Regions from separate parts of the Mus musculus genome. Here region 1 is linked to region 2. Evidence: chromatin loops called from intact Hi-C (ENCODE). Cell type or tissue: left cerebral cortex. All regions are shown on one strand. Links, peaks and the distances in the headings refer to the core of each region. The heading gives the core; the rest is flanking DNA.

Evidence for each region. Hi-C counts contacts between places; a loop is a spot of excess contacts. Peaks named below come from ENCODE experiments on the same cell type or tissue, not always from the same donor. Only the 100,000 strongest peaks of a DNase experiment are listed, where the experiment ranks them.
Region 1: a loop joins it to region 2, with 6 times the contacts of the local background. A loop is called at or near these places in 4 of 42 quality-filtered maps.

What each region holds. Positions count from the first base shown.
Region 1 is chr1:154,155,499-154,158,410 of GRCm38, forward strand. No RefSeq gene overlaps it. Among named protein-coding and RNA genes, the nearest start is that of Zfp648, 44 kb to the right of the region's middle. In left cerebral cortex, for the core only: no CTCF peak of the experiment used is centred there; DNase peaks (open chromatin) are centred at 1,359 and 1,768; H3K27ac peaks cover 2,444 bases.
Region 2 is chr1:154,101,275-154,104,186 of GRCm38, forward strand. The region is part of intron 1 of Gm46165 (a long non-coding RNA gene); the gene reads left to right. All of the region lies in intron 2 of LOC108167736 (a long non-coding RNA gene), which reads right to left. Among named protein-coding and RNA genes, the nearest start is that of Gm46165, 39 kb to the left of the region's middle. In left cerebral cortex, for the core only: a CTCF peak has its summit at 322; a DNase peak (open chromatin) is centred at 1,815; H3K27ac peaks cover 2,500 bases.

The DNA.
Region 1 (2,912 bases), core at 281-2,780, 54 kb after region 2:
TGGACTCTGGAGTTTCAACCACTGTTTCCTTCAGCACTGGGCCTCTACTGGTGCTGTTGACTTCAGGCCCCCAGGACTGGCTCTCCCTATATAATGCTGTGCTCTCAAATCAGGTCTGTGTTGCATGTACCTGGTTTTTTTTTCAGTCTGGAGTCCACTAGTGTGCTCTTACTGCTTAAGAAGTAATTTTAGAAATCAAAATCATTAGTGGTGTGTGTGTGTGTGTGTGTGTGTGTGTGTGTGTGTGTGTAGCAAATGTGTGAGCACATGGTGATGGGGGGCAAGCACCTGCAATGGTGTGGAGATCAGAGAACAACTGGTAAAGTGGTTCTCCCCTCCAGCCATCATGTAGGTTCTTTGGTTAGAACTTAGGTGCCCAGGCTTGGGTGGTGGGTGCGTCTTCCCATTCAGCCATCTCACCAGCCCTCATTCAGGAAGCATGTCACCTGATTCTCTACCCTACTCATCCCATGAGTACCCCTGGTGTTGGGTAGGAAACAGGGTTCCAGGATGGGTAAGGAGGCATCTTTGTATTTCATTCATAACTTTTCCATACATCAGGATCCAACCTGCACCCAAGGATTGCAGTAGAAACCCCAGTGGTAATAATGTATTTGGGACACTAGCTCTAGAGTGGACTTCAAAAGTCCCTCCATGTAGATACATTGGACAAGAGCTATGCATCTCCCTAAATAGATAAATCATTGCTGGTGTTTGGGAATTGGGTTTAATATAAAAGATTCTTTGTTATGATTTTGTGATTTTTCTTGGCATGCCATTTAGTTTGAAATGAAATGTGCGCTATAAGACATTTGAAACTGCTTGATTAAATGCCAAGCCTGTTAACAGTGTGTGAGCGAAGGGCAGCCCATCAGTGTGGAGATTCAAGTGAGGAGTACTTACACGTCCTCTGGATTCTCTTGCCCTCGATCCCTGTGTCTGGAAAGACATTCCTGTATTCTGACGAGCATCTGCATTAGGGAAAAACATCATTAGTTCTCTTGGACCCATCCATCGCCTCGACTTTCAACATTCTTTCCCATCAAAGCAGGGAGGTACATTAAGGTCAACTACATGATGATTCAGAGAGGAAAGCCCATCACACAGCGATGAAAACAGACAGCAGCAGGAGGCAGAGCCCAATCAAGTGCAGCCTTGCCTTGCCGCTCCCTCTCTGGGAGATTAGTATGTGGTTTTGGCACAGGACAGCAACTTGGGGGAGAAAGCAAAGTTTATGGATATGGTTGTCTTTTCTCCTCTAAGCCAACTAGTGCCTTGTTTTTCTGTGAGCCTGCAACTGTGGGAAAATTGCTAGAGTGTAAAGTTTCCCTCTTTGTCCTCGGTGCACTTCATTTACCAGGGAGCCAAGTTGGGAACAGAGCCGCCTCTCACACAGCCCATGAATGACTCCATTTTCTCAGGGCAGCCACTGCCTGCCCATTGTTTAACTGTCATGGCCTCTTGTATAGGTGTTCCCTGCAGCCCGGGCTGTTATGTAACGCCTGGGCAGGGAACATTGCGTGAGAGAAAGAGAAATCAGAGAGGAAAAATCCAGAGGGCAGCCCAGACCAAACTGTCTTCCTGGAGGGGGTAGAGGTGGGTGGGGGGGGGGAGGGTGGAGAGAGAGAGAGAGGGAGAGAGGGAGAGAGAGAGAGAGAGATTCGTGTAATCATGTGTAATCTTTTTCCTCTGGCTTGTTTGCTTGAGTGATAAAGCCTGGATGCTGGCATTTAAAGCCCCACGGCTGGCAGAAATGAAGGCTTCTGTTTATATCCACAAGACAGGACATGCTGTACCCTCACATCAGTGCAGCTGTTACCTAGGTCCTCCCTCAAGACTCTGGCAAGAAACCCTATGCCTTACTGAAGGCCTAAGTGGAAAGGATTTTCCCTCACCATAGGCTACACCATGTTCCTCTTTCCTGCCACCTCTGTGGCTCAGGGAGCCTCTGAATCCTGCCTGTCAAACGGGCACCTGTGTCAATTTCCACGTTGGCATGGTTCTCCATCAAGTGCAAGGTCAAGAGGCAGCCACCTCTCAGTGCTGCCATTGTCTCTCATACCTGCATGAGTTCTGGTGTTTCCCACTGCAGTGATTTGAATGAGAAATGACCCCTGTAGGGATGGGTATTTGGGAAGTGCTCTTTGGGGACCTTCAGGAGGTACACCAGGAAGTACATCACTGGGGGTGGGTTTTGAGAGATTATAGCGTCCACTTCCTTTCAGTTCCCAGTGGCTCTGCTTACTGTTGAGAACTTAATTCCTCAGGCTCCTCCTCCTGTCCACATACCTGCTGATCATTGTCATGTTTTCCTGATGTGTTGATCTCCTATTCCTCTGGAACTGGAAGCCAAAATAAGCTCTGTCCACCACAGGTCACTTTTGGTCATCGTGGTTTATCACAGCAACAGAAAGTAGCTAATACACGCCTCATCCCCTTCGGTCACACTGCCAATACTGTGGTAGGATGGAGGGTGTGGAGGTGAGGCTTAGCCTGTCAGCACTGGCCTTTCTTCCTAGCTTGTTCTGTAGACTCTGAGTCCTGGCACCATCAGGACAGATCTCACGATGAATAAAGATGGATGCTCCTGAAGAGTGCTGCACCCTCTCTTCCAGTCTTAGAAAGTCACAGTCCTGCTGCACAAGGATACCCTGATGGATTTGCAAGTGAGAAACCTAAACCCCTCCCACAGGCCATTCTCAACCTGAACTGCTCTCCTGGGCCAATTCTCAGCTATGCTACCAGCTCCCTGGAAACAGAGACTTGACTTGTATTGGTCTTGGTTGAATTCGTTGTTCACAGCTCTGTTGTGGGTGTTTGATAACTGGTTGAGTTAAACTGAAGCAAATTTAGTTTAGAATACCTAAAGATAAGCATGCATTTTGTTTTGTAAATCAGAGATGTGATAATGG
Region 2 (2,912 bases), core at 280-2,779:
TCTAGAAAATGGGGCCTATCTGGAGGACATATGTCACTGGGGTTATCTTTTCCCTAGCCCCTTACTTGTTTCTCTGCTTCCTGGTTGTCTTGGCTTCTTTTCCCAATAAAAGTAACTCAAGAGAGAAAGGACTTATTTCTGGTCACAGTTCAATTGCACTGTCTGTAGTGGGAGGGAAGTCAAGGCAGCAGAAACTTGAAGCACCTATTTCTGCCATGTCCATAATCAAGAAGCAGTGATGGGTATCTGCTACTGCTCAGTTCACTTTCTCTACTTCTGCTGTCCAGGATCCCAGCCAGTGAATGGTGCCACCCACCGTGGGCAGGACCTCCCATGTCAATGGATGCAGTCAAGGACATGTAGAGATGTCCTTCTCCCTTTGGGACATGAGCACTCTGCCCATCCCACCCTCTTTGCCATGGAGGATCAAAAACTGAAACTGTGACCTCAAGCAAATCTTTCTCCCTTTAAGTTGTTTTCTTGGGCATTTTGTTCACTGGGGAACTAACAGATACAGCATCTGTCTGAACCTGCAAGAACTAGGGTGCTTGTGAAATATGAAGAGTTTGTAACTCCACTCAAGGCTTAAGAACAACAAATCTTGGAGGTGGGACCAGGAATCAGCACGCATCCCCAGAACACTGTACATTCTCTTTACCGAGCAGCCACTGAAAAGGCAGAGGGACTCAAGCCAGCTCAAATTTGGGAAAAGAGCCATTGAATAGTTTGGGAAAGAGTGGCCAAACCTACTCCATCTTAGAGACCAGCCTCCATCTTAAAACAAAACAACTGAAAAAAAAATGGCCTGAGAATTTGGCCCCAAGCTGCATTCACATACCAGGAAGGACCACATGGCTGTCCTTGACCAGAGCTATTCCCTAGCTACTTCATAGCCACAGTTAATCAAAGATTAGTCTGATTGTTTCAGATGTACTTTCAGACCGCTTGTGATTGTATACTGTCTTGCTTCAGAGCACCCACCTGTGAGCTTACAATAGCCATTTAATTAGATGCTTGCCAGAATGGACACCCCCTCACTTGCTTCCATTTTCTATAAAACTTGGTCCTGATGAGAGTTTGGGGTTGCTCCACTAGATTGTCCTGTGGGCTGGAGGTGAGTTGGCCCACACTCGAGTTTGTAATAAAGAGACCCTACTGTGATCACATTGGAAACGGCTCCTTGGTGGTCTTTTGGGGTTCATTAATGCTTCCTAGCATAACAGGAAAAGTATGGGACAGGGTAGTATGCCTCCTAGGCATGAAGAATGATGACCAGGGAAGGGACAGGATGGAGAAGTGACCAGGAGTATTTATCTCAGGTTCTGAGAGTCTTGGACAAATGGCAGGAACTGGAAAGAAAGATAGACCCAAAAAAACAAAACCCAAACTCCACTGCCTAATTGTAGATTTTCCTGATGTCCCACTGGCTTTTGCTACTCATACTTTATGAAAACCAGGTTCCCTCTTCACATTCTTCATTACCCTCTTCCATCTTCACCCCCTCCCAACACCTATTACCCAACCTACATTTCATCCAAGTGTAGCCTGGATCCAAATGGAAAGTTTGTTAGAAGAAAAAGAAGAGGATGTGCAGTGGCAAGGGAAACTGCTGGTTGCCGTGGGAACTGTGCTGCTGCAGGGTCTGAATGGCTTTCTGTTTGCTGACGTCCATTCTTCAGGGCAGGCCTTGGCATCCGCAGGGACTGGGCACCATATCCTCTGTGTCTCCCGTTTCCGGCATCCGGCCTGGTGGCATGCACCCCAACAGGTCTCCTGGTAGCAGGCAGGGCGTGCAGGATTGAATGCTTCCTCCTGACCTCTTGTCCCATTGCTGCTGCCCTGCCCAGCTGGGAAACGAAGGGAAGCAGAGGGTGTTTCCCAGCTGTTTGAAGAGAGAGTTCTTGTTTTCCACTTGCATTTCATCCTTGCTTCCCCTGTCATCCAAACATGAGCCATTGGCTGTCTGCCTGTCTCCTGCTGGCCAGCGGTCCTCGCTGTTCTCAAGGCTTGAATTTCTATTTATACTGTAGGAACTGAAGAATTTGTTTTCACTCAGCTCGGTACCCTGGGTGAGCTGCTGTCTGTAATATATCCTCCTCAATTTTGCTGCGGGAGCTGATTAGAATGGTTGAAATGACCATGTCTGAATGATCCCCGGCCACATTAGACAGGGTTGACCTAAATAGACAAGGTTTATTAGATTAGGCTAGGGATGGCTAAGGCCTCCTGGTGGCTTTACCACACTGGATATGGACAATGTGTGGCCACACTGCAGGTTATCATTTCGCACGCCAGTTCCCCCAATTGCCAAGTGACCTTACACCCCTCCACCGTCACACAGGATTTTGTTTTGTTCTTTGATTTTTTTTTCCCCCTGCTTGTCACACTTTTTACTTTGTCTCACTGAGGCCTGAATGACCTGGCCTGGCTTGTGAGGTTTCAGGGGGAAGTAAAGATTCTAACAGGGACTTTTCAACGATGTTTTGTGTTAAGAATATACTGTTCTGGTCAGGTGGCGCTGAAGAAGTGGTTGTGATGAACAAGAGACTGAAACCACTGAAGTGAAACCTTTGCTTTGCCGTGACAAAGGATACAGTCAGCTGGGGCCGAAGAAGCAGCTCTGATTAAAGGGCAGCATCATCTGGGAGAAAAACCTTCCAGTGTTTCCTTGGGGATCAGTATATAGATGTTGTGGCCCAGAGGGAGCCAGGGCTTTGCCTTGAGCTTGGAGCTGAACTTATTAATGTGTACAAGTCTTCTAGTTGGTACTTGTTTTGAAAACATGAAGGGGTCACGGAAAACAGCTGAGGACTGGCACCATGGAGAAGCCAGGAAAGGCTATTGGGGAAGGTGCAGCCTCAGTTGCAGTAGAAGCCCCAGGGAAGAAGGGATGGTGGAAAGAAGACTTGGCA